Regions from separate parts of the Homo sapiens genome. Here region 1 is linked to region 2. A link is an interaction called in ENCODE POLR2A ChIA-PET data of the cell type or tissue named here. Cell type or tissue: PC-3. All regions are shown on one strand. Each heading gives the region's core, and the rest is flanking DNA. Links, peaks and the distances in the headings are about the cores only.

Region 1 (7,125 bases), core at 3,112-5,611, 120 kb before region 2:
CTCGTCCTGCTATAGCAGATGGTCGTCTTCTTCCTGTCTTCACATAGTCTTTTCTCTGTGTGCATCTGTGTCCTAATCTCCTCTTCTTATAAGGACATCATCAATCATATTGGATCAGGGCCCACTGACATGACCTCGTTTTACCTTAACCACCTCTTTAACAAGCTCATCCCCAAATACAGTCTCATTCTGAGGTACTAGGAGTTAAAACTTCAACATATTAATTTCAGGAGAACACAATTCAGACCATCACAATAAACAAAAAATAAAGCTGAATTTATTGCTTAGGTATATAAGGGAGAGCTATGCTGACCAGGCCCAGTCTCTCTAAGCAGATCAGGGAACTGATCTTAATACAGCTCTGCAGAAGCATGGAGTTTGGTGACTGGCAGAGTAGGTTGATGTCAGCTGAAGAACTGTAGTTACTTGAGTGAGACTTTAGTAGATTGGCACTCAGTGGTGTGTTCATTGAAGCAGTCCATTCCCAGGTGGTTTGCTTTCACAAGCAAGGGGTTTTCGCTGCTGGGTTGGCTTCCAGAATCATGCTTGCAGAGGTGAGTTGTTGACGGATTAAGTAGATTTAAAATCATTTCTGGTGGTTGATCTTGTATCCTGGCTGTAAATTTTTCCTAGGAGTGTGGGAACTTTTTAAAGTTTTCACTAGTGTCAAAATAATACTTAAGTTGGGCGTGGTGGCTCACACCTCTAATCCCAGCACTTTGGGAAGCAGAGGTGGGAGGATTGCTTGAGCTCATAAGTTTGAGACCAGCCTGGACAACGTAGCAAGATCTCATTTTTATAAAAAAATCAAAAAAATTAGCCAGGCATGGTAGCACACACCTGTAGTCCCAGCTACTCTGGAGGCTGAGGCAGGAGGATCACATGAGCCCAGGAGGCTGTGGTGAGCCATGATTGTGCCACTGCACTCCAGCCTGGGAAACAGAGCAAGAGCCTGTCTCAAAAAATAATACTTCAGAAAGAGTTAGTTATTGCAAGTAGATAGCTTACTTATATACATGAAAGAGAAGATTCAAGGAACAAAGGCAAAGCATTATTTAAAAGGGTGAAGAGAGAGACAAAAGTACAAGCAGCCAGGGAACAATACGTCTTGTTTGCACAATTTGTGGATAAATTCATTACCTGGCATGTAGCAAAGAGGACGCCCTGGACAGTTGCCCTTGGGCAGGTGGATTGAGGGAATAAAAAAAAAAAAAGTTTGTTTTTTTTTAACGGAGTTTTGCTGAAAAGCACACATGACAGGCTGTGCCCTCTGTGTAATGTCTCCCCCTGTGTCTCCAGGAAACACCCCCTTAGCTAGGCCAGGTCTGCACCCTTTCCCTCATCAGGATTCCTCACCAATCACAGGGTTCCCAGGAAACAGAGTGGACTGCCTGGTAAGGGAGTTGTGTTGTCAGAGAACTTTGGGCCTAAATGGCACAATCTCTGAGGCAGTTCTCATACCCCTCACTGGCTCCAATAACAGTGCAGGGAAGGGAAGACAAACCCTTACCTTTGTTCCTTCTGGTGTGCAGAGCTTACCATAACCAGACTGGCAATTTTCTCTCAAGGAGTGAGGCCTTCCTGTCCCTGCAGCGCAGGACATGACTATGCCATGGATCAGTGGGAGGTCTCATTGTAGTTGTCTTTCCCTCTAACATTGGATATTGTGTGTGTTGGAGGTTTTTACATGTATTATTTAATATATTTAAATATATTTGGACCACACCTGCACCAAAGGAATATACATCAACAGGTACCAGACTTGAAGGTGAATGCCAGTGACTTTGGGTTGTCTTTCTTTGGGAAGCAATGCATGGATTATATACAGAAGAGTTGCATTTTGTCATTAAGGGGCACTTTAAAAAATAATAAGGGAAGAAAAGTGTGTAAGCACTAGTCAGCCAGTGGCTGCATATGTGACCAACACCTGGCCAAAGAATGCTCATTCCCCCAGTCTAACTGATGAGTTCTGGGATGGACACATGAGCCCAGCCAACCACTCAGCATCCCTCCAAGGACTCACTGGCTAGTGCTGTTGGGGGAGATTTTCTGTTGCTTTGGGAAAATGTGACCAAACTCACTGACCAGGTGGAAGAGGCACATTTGAACTATGATAGAATGAGAACAACATGCAAAGAAAAGCAGAAACAGACATGAAAGATGAATGAGGAGAGCTTGGTCACTGTTAAATCCCTAGTTTTTGAGGCTTCTCCCCTAGTTCTATGACCCATTCTGTATTCTTCCCATTGATATTTGTGTCAACAACTTCTTTCCTTTTTTTAACTCAACTAGTTTTTTTTCAACTAGTTTAAATTGAATTTCTGTCACTTGCAACCAAGAGTCCTACACAATATAGTGCTTTTTACTTTTATTTTATAAAGATCATCATAATTATGACTTTATTATAATTTTGACCTTAATTATAATTGCAATTTTACTCATGTTATTTTCTCTCCTCCATCATAAATTTTTTCCTCTGTAAATTTGCATCAGCATAAAACATGCACAATATGTTCCATCTTAAAGAAAAAACATTTCTTTGATCCCCCACATTCTTCTCCAGTTATTGTTTCATTTTTCTCTGCACCCCTTTAAATCAAAATTCAATAGTTATCTATGTGCAGTGTTTCCACTTCATCATCTTCATTCTCTCTTCTACTTATGCCGGTCAGGCTTTTGTCCCTACTATTCCACTGAAACCACTCTTCTTATTGTCACCAGTGATCCCCATCTTGATATATTAAATGATCAGTGGTCAGTCTTCATCTTACTCAACCTCTCAACAGCATTCGACACAGCTGGTCATTTCCTTATTTTTCAAACCCTCTTTTTTTTTACTTGGTTTCCAGTGATTTCCCTCTTACTGATATAGAAGTTAAAAAGAAATTATTTAGGCAGATAGGGTAAGGTTTTCCTTTTAATGAAAAGCAGTCCCCAAATCATTTTCTTTTCTAACGCAGAGTAGCCTGTAAAATCAAGCTGCAGACAGAGACAAGAAAGCTGGAAGCCTGCATGGGTGAATGCCAGCAGTTGGGTCAATAGGAAAAGGCGACTTGGGACTAGGCATGATCAGAATGACGGCCCCATCTTCCCTTCTTTTTGACAAACCACGTGTACAGTAAGGAGGAGAAAACATGACAATGGCCAGGTGAAGACCCCATTTGCATAGTAAGATTAGGGTGGGGCAGCCAGCTTCCCCACATATTATGTAAATGTCACATCTGGTCCAACCAATCTGTGGGCCCTATGTAAATCAGACACCGCCTCCTCAAGCCTGTCTATAAAATCTGGTGCACTCAGCTGTGGACTGGAAGTCTGATTTGGGTGCCCCTCTCTCTCGCAAGAGGCAGAGCTGTTCTTTCTCTTTCTTTTGCCTTTTAAACCTCCGCTCCTAAACTGACTTCTTGTGTTGGTGTCCTTGATTTCCTTGGCGTGAGACAACGAGCCCCAGGTGTGTACCCCAGACAGTGGTGCTACTTCATTAGCTCATAGGTGCTGGTTCCTTCTCAGTCTCCATTGCTGGGTTCTCCTTTTCCTTTTCCTAGCCTTTGAATTTGGAGTACCCCAGGACAGTCTTCGACCTTCCTTTTCTCCTCCATCTATTCATATATGCTGGTGTTCTCTGTACTCTCATGAGTTGCAAAAGTGTGTTTCTGGCACTGACCTCTCCTGTCAGGTCCAAACTCACATCCTCACTAGTTGCCTAATCCTCATCTCAATCTTAAAATATCTAAAACAGAACTCATGATTCCTACCTCTAAACTGTTCGTACCTGCAGTGTTCTCCCATCTTAGTAAATGATACTCTATTTGTGCAGCCCCCAAACCTCAGAATCATCCCTAATAGGATGTTGAGTGGAAATTTTCTTGTGGCCTCAGAATTGGCCACTAGAATCCAGCTCTGAGAAAAAAGATACATCTTGCACAATCCATATTCTAAAAAGAGCCAGTCATCTCCTTGGGCTTATTCATAGGAAAAGAACCTGTCATGCCACTCCTCAACATGACCCCAATGATTCCCTCTCCCATTTTTAACCTGTCCTGGAAGGAGATGTCAGAGAGAGTTGTGGGAAATGAGGCAGTGAGTCAACAGCCTCAGGGAAGGCCCATGGCTTTTTCCTCCTTCCTCATGCAAAGGGAAAGTGAGTGCTCCCTCCTCTAAGACAAGCGCAGGGAAGCTCACAGGAATTGGGACACCTGAAAGAAGGGAGACTGGCGAGAAGGGAGACAGCTGTTAGCTTTTGCTCAGGCAGCAGACTTAATTAAGCAGGGAAAAGAGAAGTGAGAAGTGAGATGGCAAAGCAGACAGAGGGACCACAGTGGGGCTGCCTATAAGACCATTACTGGGTGTGGCAAGGACTCTAGAATTTCCTGAGGCCCAAGTGATGGGAGGTAACAAGACTTATGTCACCACATCAGAGGACTGGCAGCATGTCAAAGGGAACCCAACAGTAAGACCATGGGGATGGAGCTGAGAGATTAGAAGAGATTGGATTGGAATCCGATCTCCCCTGGCAGAAAACTAGGCAGAGGGAAGTCTCCTTGGAATTGTTCTGAGAGCCTCCATATGACCACTGAAAAGACCCAAGAACTGGGATGTCCGCTGCACAGAAGGCATCAACAAAGTGGAGAGGTTTGCAATTGCACAACCACTTAAATGAAAGTGAAGGCCGGGTGCGGCGGTTCACGCTTGCAATCCCAGCACTTTGGGAAGCCAAGGTGGGAGGATTGCTTGAGCCCAGGAGTTTGAGACCAGCCTGGGCAACATGGCAAGTCCCCGTCTCTACAAAAAAAATTAAAAATGAGCCCAGCGAGGTGGTGTGTGCCTGTAGTTCCAGACACTGGGGAGGCATGAGGTTGGCTTCAGCCCAGGAGATAGAGGCTGCAGGGAATTATGATCATGCCACTGCACTCCAGCCTGGGTGACAAAGTGAGACTTTGTCTCAAAAAGAAAAAAAAAAGTGACTTGTCCCTTTTCATCTCCCCTCTGCCATTCCAAAATTGGCCTGCATGTGTAGCAATGGGAGATGGGGAGTGAGCATGTGTGGACAGGGGGTAGAGAAGAGATGAACATGAAATTAAAATTGAGATAAAGTTTTAAACTGGAATAGGCTAGATCAGGCATTATAATGCTTGAACATGATCAGATAACTGTGCCACCTGTCAGAAATACTGTAAAGGGACAAGAAAGGAAGATTTAATAGTAATTAGAATAAAATGAAACTGTTTCAAATGTATACCCCTGTAGATTGAAATAGTCAAATAAGCCAGTTACTATTTCTAGCTCTAAATGTGCTTCTCTTCTAGTTGACTACATCCCAAATCCTGCCATTTCTTACCCCATTCATTCTTATTATCCTGGTCCAAGCTAACACCACCTCTCCGCTTAATCACTGCCATGGCCTCCTCACTGGGCCCACGACTGTCACTCTCCGCTCCTCCTCCCCCATGTCTATTTTCTACTCAATAGCTAGAGTTCTCTTTTAAAAGCCTAAAAGTCAGTTACCTACTCAAAATATTTGGAATGAAACCTAAACTTTCACTGAACATAGTGGTCCACACTATGTAATCCCAACACTTTGGGAGGCCAAGGTGGGAGTATCACTTGAACCCAGGAGTTAGAGACCAGCCTGGGCAACATGGTGAGACACTGTCTCTACAAAACAGTAAAAAATTAGGCAGGTGTGATGACATGCAACTGTAGTCCCAGCTACTCAGAAGGCTGAGGTGGGAGGATCACTTGAGCCCAGGAGATCAAGGTTGCAGTGAGCCTTGATGGGGCCACTGCACTCCAGCCTGAGTGACAGAGCAACATCCTGTCCCCAACAAACAAATAAAACCCCTGAACTTTGCCAAAGGGAGCAGCCGTTGGTGTGTTGTATTTCTTTAGAGTATCAGTAACCTATTATATTAATCAGCAGTGATGAGTAATTAAAGAGAAATCTAATTCAAATAGGAAAAGAAAAATATTGTTGCCTTTTGTTGATTAGGTACAGAAAATTTGGTACCATATTGTAAAAGTACCAATTTCCTTATCTCACCCAAGTTGATACAAAACCATCATTACCACTGTCTGCCATCTCACAGAATCACACAAACTACTGGAGAATTTTCATCTTCCTTTTCACTCCCTACCAAAGCATTCATTTATTCATTTAAAAACAATTGCACTCACTATATAACAGCTTATGAGCTGTAAATACAACAATGGATAGAACAGACAAAAATTCCTTCCCTCATGGAACTTACATTCTGGTGAATGGGCCTTTTACTTTAATGATTAGATTAAAATAATGCTGTGAAGTATGCATGTGGGGGGGGGGGAGGTATCAAAATGCTATAACTCATTTATTCATTTAGTTATCCATTAGGCATTAAATTAGGAAGTGCATGTTACATTCTGAAACTTACCTTTTCAGAAGTCAGTTGCCAGTATAATGAAACACTTGCTTTGAAATGATGAAAATTAGATTTCAAATAAAAAACTTTTTCATTTTTATAAATTAACATTAATAGATTTTTTTAAAATTAAAAATAGCAAAAGTTTATTGCAATCCATGTAAATAAATGATGCAGGAAGGCATAAGGAAAAGTAGATGACCTTCCCTGTGTGAACTCTCACCTACCACAGTAGGCTAACCATAGCTCAGAGCCTGGGATGAGCCTTCCTACAACATTCCCTTTCTCATATAAACATTCCCAAATATTATAATTAATTTTATGTAATTTCCATTTTCATTTCATTTAAAAATGATCAAATATCAGCAATATCCCTATGGTTTTTTGCTTGAACTTATAAAAACAGTATTGTATTATACACTTCACACTGAGACTTGCTTTTCCAGTTTACCAATATCATGAACATCCCTCCAGATAGATTTAGTAGATTTGACACTTTCTTTTTAATCACTGTCTACTATTCCATTGAATAGATATACCACAATTATTCAATCATATCCATTACTGATGGGCATTAAAACTGTTTCCTTTTTGTATTAAATAACTACAACCAATGGTTTATATCCATGTGTATCTGTGTTCCTTATATACTGATGCTGTTATTTCTATGAGATGAATTCCTAAGAGTAAAATTGCCGAATTAAGAGTATATTTAGGTTTGTTTAGA
Region 2 (7,125 bases), core at 1,773-4,272:
TGTTTGCCTAATTTCTGAACTGATGCAGTTATCTGTGTTTTAACCTGTGATTTCAATTTTTTTTTAGTATTAGAATATCTAGAGTTTGTTTAGACATAGGTATCAGTATCATTGTAACTAATTGCAGTGAGGGTTGTCTTTATTGGAAGCTTGGTTGGCATTGATTTCCTCATAGAGCATAAACGAGATAATATACTGAAAGAACTTTTTAAACTAAATTACATAGCACTACATAAAAATTTACAAAATTCTAAGTGTCGTTGTTAGTAGTAGTATAATTTGATTTGGTCAATCCCTGAGTAACTTAACACCCTGAAAATTCCCCTTCCTCATATGGACCATGTTTCTATGCCTGATTTTCCCAGTATTTTTGGTTGTTGATTGCTGGTTAGTTGGTTTTAGGTGTCAGGGAAGAAGATAGAATATATTTCTTGTCTTTTCCCTTTCCACTTTAGTTCATAGAATTGGACTACTTTGTGTTAAATATTAAGCTTACACCTTTACATAATAAAGTGGAAAATTCAAGCAATTCCAAGGGTTAAAACATTTTTACCTCAAATATCCATATAATTGACTTACAAACATAAAACTTGCAAATACCTTTAGCTTGAATTTGGATATAGAGTAAATGTGCTAAAACTACAAGTGAAGACTTCTTGTACTTACAGTGAAGATATATTATTGACTAATTTTCTCGATTCTCTACTGTGTTTTGCAAGTGTGACCATGTTCTTTGTAATCACTAAATAGTGATTGTAAAAGCTCCTGTTTGAAGCTTTTATTTTTTGGAAACTTTTTTTTTCCATATGACTTTCTATGAAACGATCTATAAAATTGCTTCAAGTCAATTTTGGAAGTAGGGAGACTATAACTTATAAATATACTACAGATTTTTAATAAAGTGTTACTCAAAACTAATTCCTAGACTTGTCATGGAAATGTCTTATTTGACATTTCAGTTTTAATAGAACTTTTGAAAAGGGCATTAAGAAAAGTAGAAGCTTAAATATAAAGTATAATCTGAGACTTCAAAACTACGATGCAACTCAACTAGCTTATGTTAGTATTATATCTTAAGAATGGCATTGCCATTGATGACTCATAACCATTTAAACCAATTCAAATGGAAGTAGACTATATAGACTTTTTTTTTAATCTGTAATTTTTAGCCTTCTATTAACTGGGTTGGTAGAGTGTTATAACACATTTTAGAGTAGACTCACCTCTGCTTTAACATAGGAGCCCAAATATCTTAAAAGTGAGGCTCACTATTGACAGCAAGAAATAGAACTAAAATAATATCTGAGTATAAGATTATCTTAGAAATTTTAATAAACACCTGGCTATGAGTTACTAAGCAATGTTTTGCTTTCTGAAGAATTAATTTTCTGCATTTTTTTACACTTAGGAGGAATGTTATTGAAGCCGTTTACAATAGACTGAATCCTTACAAAAATGACGACACTGTAAGTAGCATTTTAGCTCCCTCTGCTTTCCCTTCCCCTCCACTCTAAATGCATATCCTTCCTACCTGTTTTTGCAGAGCTGTTCACTGTACCCATTCTCTTACACACACCCCTGATTGATTGCTCTGAACTCTGCTTGCTCTGATCTCTGCCTGCACCACAGTTCTAGTGATTGAGGACATAATCATGGTGAGTGGCCACCTCTCTCAAAAAAGAAGAAAGTCCTTTTGAATTATTCTAGATTTTTTAAGTCTTTACAAACAATCAACTTCAGAAGGTTTGCCTCCACTACATGGTTTTTTTTTTTTTTTTTTCCCGAAGTTGGGACTATCTCTACTCAGAATATTGTCTTATTCTGAGTTTTGTAAGCAGCTGCAGCAGAACTTCGGAATGTCTGTCTCAACTAAATAGTTCTTATGGTTGGAAATACCTTTGTCAGGAATCCTGAAGTATATACTTCACTTAAATATTAGAGAATTGTTTGCATAAATAGACATTAGAATGCCATACTCTCCAGTTAAGTGTTCTGTTGCAATTCTGTTGTATGATGTTTATAGAAAAGTGATAACTTAAAGATCATGTGGGCACAGCTCTGAAATATTTTATGTATTGCATTATGAAGCTTCCTCACATATTGAGTTCTTAATCTTTTCTGATGCATTAAAGGTTTATAAAAGTGGTATTCTAAAACTGTATTGGATTTCATTAAAAAATTCTTTTTAGTAGATTTATTGATTGAGTAATACATTTGGACAGCCTCATCATAAAACCGCATTTCAAATATTTTCCAAAACAAAACAAAGGATTAACAATTCTTTGAACAGATTAAACATTGCTATTTCATATGTACACATATATACTTATATACTTTAAAAAACATTTATATTCTAAAAGTCATCTTTACAGAACATTATCTTTCTCCATTATCCAGAAAGTATGGTGTATTTTGGCACCGCTAAATTTTAACGTTGTTCCTTATTTTGCTTCCTTTTACAAAGGACTCTACATCAACAGATGATATGTGGTAAAACTGCTCATCTAGCCATGGAGTTTACCTTCACCTCCAAAGGAGAGTACAGCTCAACTTTGTTGAAACTTTTAACATCCATCCTCAACTTTAAGGAAGGGGATATGACATGGGTGAGAATGATTACATCAGAGAACTTCAGCAGTACAACAGCTAGCCCAGAACTGATTTTTTTTTTTTTTTTTGTAAATTTGAGACTTATGTAAGCGTGATTTCAAACCATAATTCGTGTTGTAAATCAGACTCCAGCAATTTTTGTTGTATGATTTTGTTTTTTTGTAAAGTGTAATTGTCCTTGTACAAAATGCTCATATTTAATTATGAACTGCTTTAAATCACTATCAAAGTTACAAGAAATGTTTGGCTTATTGTGTGATGCAACAGATATATAGCCCTTTCAAGTCATGTTGTGTTTGGACTTGGGGTTGGAACAGGGAGAGCAGCAGCCATGTCAGCTACACGCTCAAATGTGCAGATGATTATGGAAAATAACCTCAAAATCTTACAAAGCTGAACATCCAAGGAGTTATTGAAAACTATCTTAAATGTTCTTGGTAGGGGAGTTGGCATTGTTGATAAAGCCAGTCCCTTCATTTAACTGTCTTTCAGGATGTTCCTTCGTTGTTTCCATGAGTATTGCAGGTAATAATACAGTGTATTCATAAGAATCTCAATCTTGGGGCTAAATGCCTTGTTTCTTTGCACCTCTTTTCAAGTCCTTACATTTAATTACTAATTGATAAGCAGCAGCTTCCTACATATAGTAGGAAACTGCCACATTTTTGCTATCATGATTGGCTGGGCCTGCTGCTGTTCCTAGTAAGATATTCTGAATTCCATTTTATCAATAAAGCTTGATTTAACAAACAAGAAACTTAATCATGTATGTGTAATTCCTCTTTTACCCTGGCCTTTTAAAACACTGTGCCGTTGTAATGAGACGTTTCTCATAGGGAAAGATGTTAGTCTCTTTTAATTGGACAACACTGTCACTCAAGGCATAGATGAAACTTTCCTTCCATTAGAAAGACTAAAAGATTTAATTCTTGGTTGTACCTTAATCTATTTTTTAAATAGGTTTCTTTCAGGCTGCTTATTTTTCATTAAGATGTGTATCAGCTTGGATTTGCCTACTGTTTAATTAAAATATTTATTGTCAAAGTTTGACAATCTAACACTCTATGGTAGGGGTGTGTGTGTGTGTGTTTGTGAGTGTGTGTTTGCCTGTGATTTTTAATTGGCCCATGTCTTTAGAATCCAAGTGGTTAAGATGTATTTGTGATTTGAAATATAGCATGTTGATAATATTTAGCTGTTGGCCTTTACAAATAACTTTCAAAGCTTAAGGAATTGTAGATATAAAAATAACCTAATTTAATTTAGGCTTAAATTCCTCTGATTAAGCATGTGAAAGTAAGTTTTAAAATCTGTCGCATTGAAAAGATTACTGTTCCGTGCCCTTCTGTATTTTTGTCTCTTTAGGTTGAATATTGTATTTATCACCATGTAATCATTCAGTAGGCAGATTCCCACTAGAAAACTGTTGAAATGTAAGACTAAAATACAACATTGAATACAAAATCAAAATTTTGTGTATAAAAACCAGTATAGTCCATTTTGTTATATTTGTTTTTTCCCTAACTTGGAAATATACATATTTGTATATATAGCCTTAAAATTAATGTAAAGTTAGGGGAGTAGTGGGGAAAGTAATGTGAAATGTCTCAGATTTAAGTAGTTAAATACCAGCAAAATCTTTTCATTATCCCTCTTATTTTGTGAGGTGATTAAATGTAACTTAATTGTATTTAATTTATATCTTATTCCAGCATGAATGAGGAAAAACTGAAGTACTATTTATATTTAGAAATTCATATCAGTTGAAATTACAGAACCAATTCCATACTTACAATAAATACTTAATGTCTAAATCTGTGGTAGAGTGCGAAGTATGATAATGTTCTAAGTTATGGCTTTGCAAGCATCTAAATGTGCATTTAATGAATACCAGTGCTTCTAGTATAGACTAATTACCAGACATACTGGTACTGAAAGCTAAATCCCTATTATAACAAACCAGTTCCTTAATATTTTAAGTAGACTGACAACTTTAGTTCCAGAAATTGCAAAACTTTGAACTGGACTGTGTAATCTTTTGAGATGCAAAACTTAAGTCACAAGTAGAGTATGTGATGGAAAGCTGTATTTCAAACCATAACAGCATATTTAGAGCCTTTTTTTTTTGAGTCTTTAAACAAGAGAAAATTAAAATATTCCTGTCAAAATTATTAGTATTGAAATTAGGCTTGGACACGAGAGAGAACCGTATTTGAGTGATGTGAGAAGACTAAATCTTTTCCACATGAGTCAGCACTGCCATACTAATAATTTTTTTACTATAAAAATACAGGAAGGAAGTATACATTATAACAGCAGACTGTGTGTGTTCCTGATTCCTGGAGGTAATAGTGGGGGGAAACCAACCATACTTTTTAAAGGCACTTTTGCACCTCTATTGTGCACTTCATTCTTGTACCACTTAAATTCTTCACCCCCATCCCCTTTTTTTGTGCTAATTAGCATCTCAGGGCAATGCCTCAAAAATGTTTGATGTGTTCTGTTCTTTGGAGGGAAAAAGTTCTTATGTGATGATAATATAGTACTCAAAATATACTTTTATCATTTAAATGTCTTATTTGCTGCTATGAATAGGAAATAACATTTTGTATAGCAGGCTCTGTTTTACCCTAACATTAAAAAATTTCACTGATCTTTCTTTCATTAACAGGGTAGAATCTCCTAATTTCCACTTTCTTGGGAATATACTTTTATAGACAATAGAAGCAGTTCTCAATATTAGCATATACTTTAAAAAATCAAAGTGATAACTTAATTCAGCTTTGGAAGTATCTCAAACATATTTTTACTTTATAGTGCATTAACTTGCTTCTAGAGTACTTAATGCAACTGCTCTAGCCACTTAATTTTTTATACTAATCTCAACATTAAGAAATTTGGATTAAGTAATAAATTAGTTATGTAATTCAAGTAATCTGAATTACAGCAGTACTTTTAGTGATCATTCATAGGACTATATATTAACCCAGCTAATAACTCAGTTTTTTTACAAAATGTTTCGAGTATTATTGGTAAAACACTGTTCTAGGCTAAGCACATTGGGACTGTAAAGAAATGAGTAGATCCTTGGCTTCAAGTTTACATCTGGACAATTTATAATCTAGTGTATGTTAGTATTATAACTGGATCACTCATCAAAAAATATATATATATATCTATTGCCCACCTGCTATCTACCAGGTACTTAGCTGATCAAGGCAGGCCCCTGCCCTAAAGACCTTGTTTATACTTCCTTTACTCACCTGAAAACTGTTCTCCAGTTTATTTTCTTCTCTCTAAAGTTAAAGAGTAATTCAGAAGAAAATTTTGCTTAGCATAAGAATAAAATTGGACTGAAGAGGCTTAAGCCCATTCAGTATCCTTGATTGCATTTATCCAACGGCCTTTATTCTTCCTGCTGACAGCAGTAACTCAGAGGAATAGGTAGTAGATTTCTGAAAATTATCCAGCCATGGAAATGTAGGTGGGGTTTGAGTTTAAGGCATTTAAAAATGTAAATATCTCTAGCTAAATTTATCTTAAGTAGAACTCTGTGTTTTTGTAACACACTGCCAGTGTTAATATCAAATTTTAGCCAAATTATTACTATGTGTTTTAATATTTTAAAATAATTTCACTGCCCATCTTTACTGGACAAACTCATTTGGAGTTCAACTTGTGATTTCTGAAAGAACTGATGAAATTGGGTACTGCTTTTTTTCTCCATTTTTCGTTTTGTTTTAATTTTGAATTTCATGGTATATACTTTTAGTTCAAACTCAGCTGTTTGTACAGTATTGTATTAGGATTTGGTATTAGAAAAGATGTGTAAATATCTTAGTATATAATTGTTTCTCATTTGAGGTTTTTCTTCTAAGGGACCTTAAAGAGTTTTATATACTTTTGCTCACAGAAACTGCTGGTGAGATTACCATTTTTTGAGTATCTAGTCTTCTAGTTTTTCTTTTAGGCATTAGGAAGCCTTCTTTAGAGTTCAAAATTTTAGAAGCCTAATTTGCTCTTACTTCCTTCAATTATGTGCCATGTGTTTTGGTTTGTATATGTTTTAAATTGTATATTTCCTTGGAATATGCTTGAAATATTTAAGAATACATTTTCAAAATGTATAATACTGTATTGTTTTGTTGATCAGAATAATAAGTCTCAGTTAAATGTTTGTTATTACTGATAGTCAAAATGCTCAATAGAAATGATGAGAGGCATTGGTTCCAATTCATTGTCAAATGAACGTTTTCTAATTTTGTTCACAGATTCTTTCCCTTTCGATTGTTCTGTATGTTAAGATAGTGGCTTCTGCTCTCACTGTTTTCCTATTTATATTACTAGCAGGTAGGAGTGCTAATTAGAAAAACTTAGATGGTATTGAAATTACAGTTGACAACTTATATTTTTATGAGATGGAGAAAAAAGATTAAGTTGATATAACAACAAAGTGGACTTTTTTTCTTCCTTATCCTGCACGAAATATTGCCCTTGTTTCCTCTACTTTCCTCT

Evidence for each region. ChIA-PET counts read pairs that join two places held together with the same protein. Peaks named below come from ENCODE experiments on the same cell type or tissue, not always from the same donor. Only the 100,000 strongest peaks of a DNase experiment are listed, where the experiment ranks them.
Region 1: POLR2A ChIA-PET joins it to region 2 with 11 read pairs; 5 of 35 experiments call an interaction of 5 or more read pairs at or near these places.

What each region holds. Positions count from the first base shown.
Region 1 is chr14:60,171,408-60,178,532 of GRCh38, forward strand. No RefSeq gene overlaps it. Among named protein-coding and RNA genes, the nearest start is that of DHRS7, 9.6 kb to the left of the region's middle. In PC-3, for the core only: no CTCF peak of the experiment used is centred there; a DNase peak (open chromatin) is centred at 4,054; H3K4me3 peaks cover 297 bases; H3K27ac peaks cover 2,032 bases.
Region 2 is chr14:60,289,989-60,297,113 of GRCh38, forward strand. PPM1A (protein phosphatase, Mg2+/Mn2+ dependent 1A) reads left to right here. Exons shown (of 6, transcript NM_021003.5): 5 at 1,409-1,466; 6 at 2,465-7,125. The coding sequence ends at 2,494. Among named protein-coding and RNA genes, the nearest start is that of LINC02322, 30 kb to the right of the region's middle. In PC-3, for the core only: no CTCF peak of the experiment used is centred there; no DNase peak of the experiment used is centred there.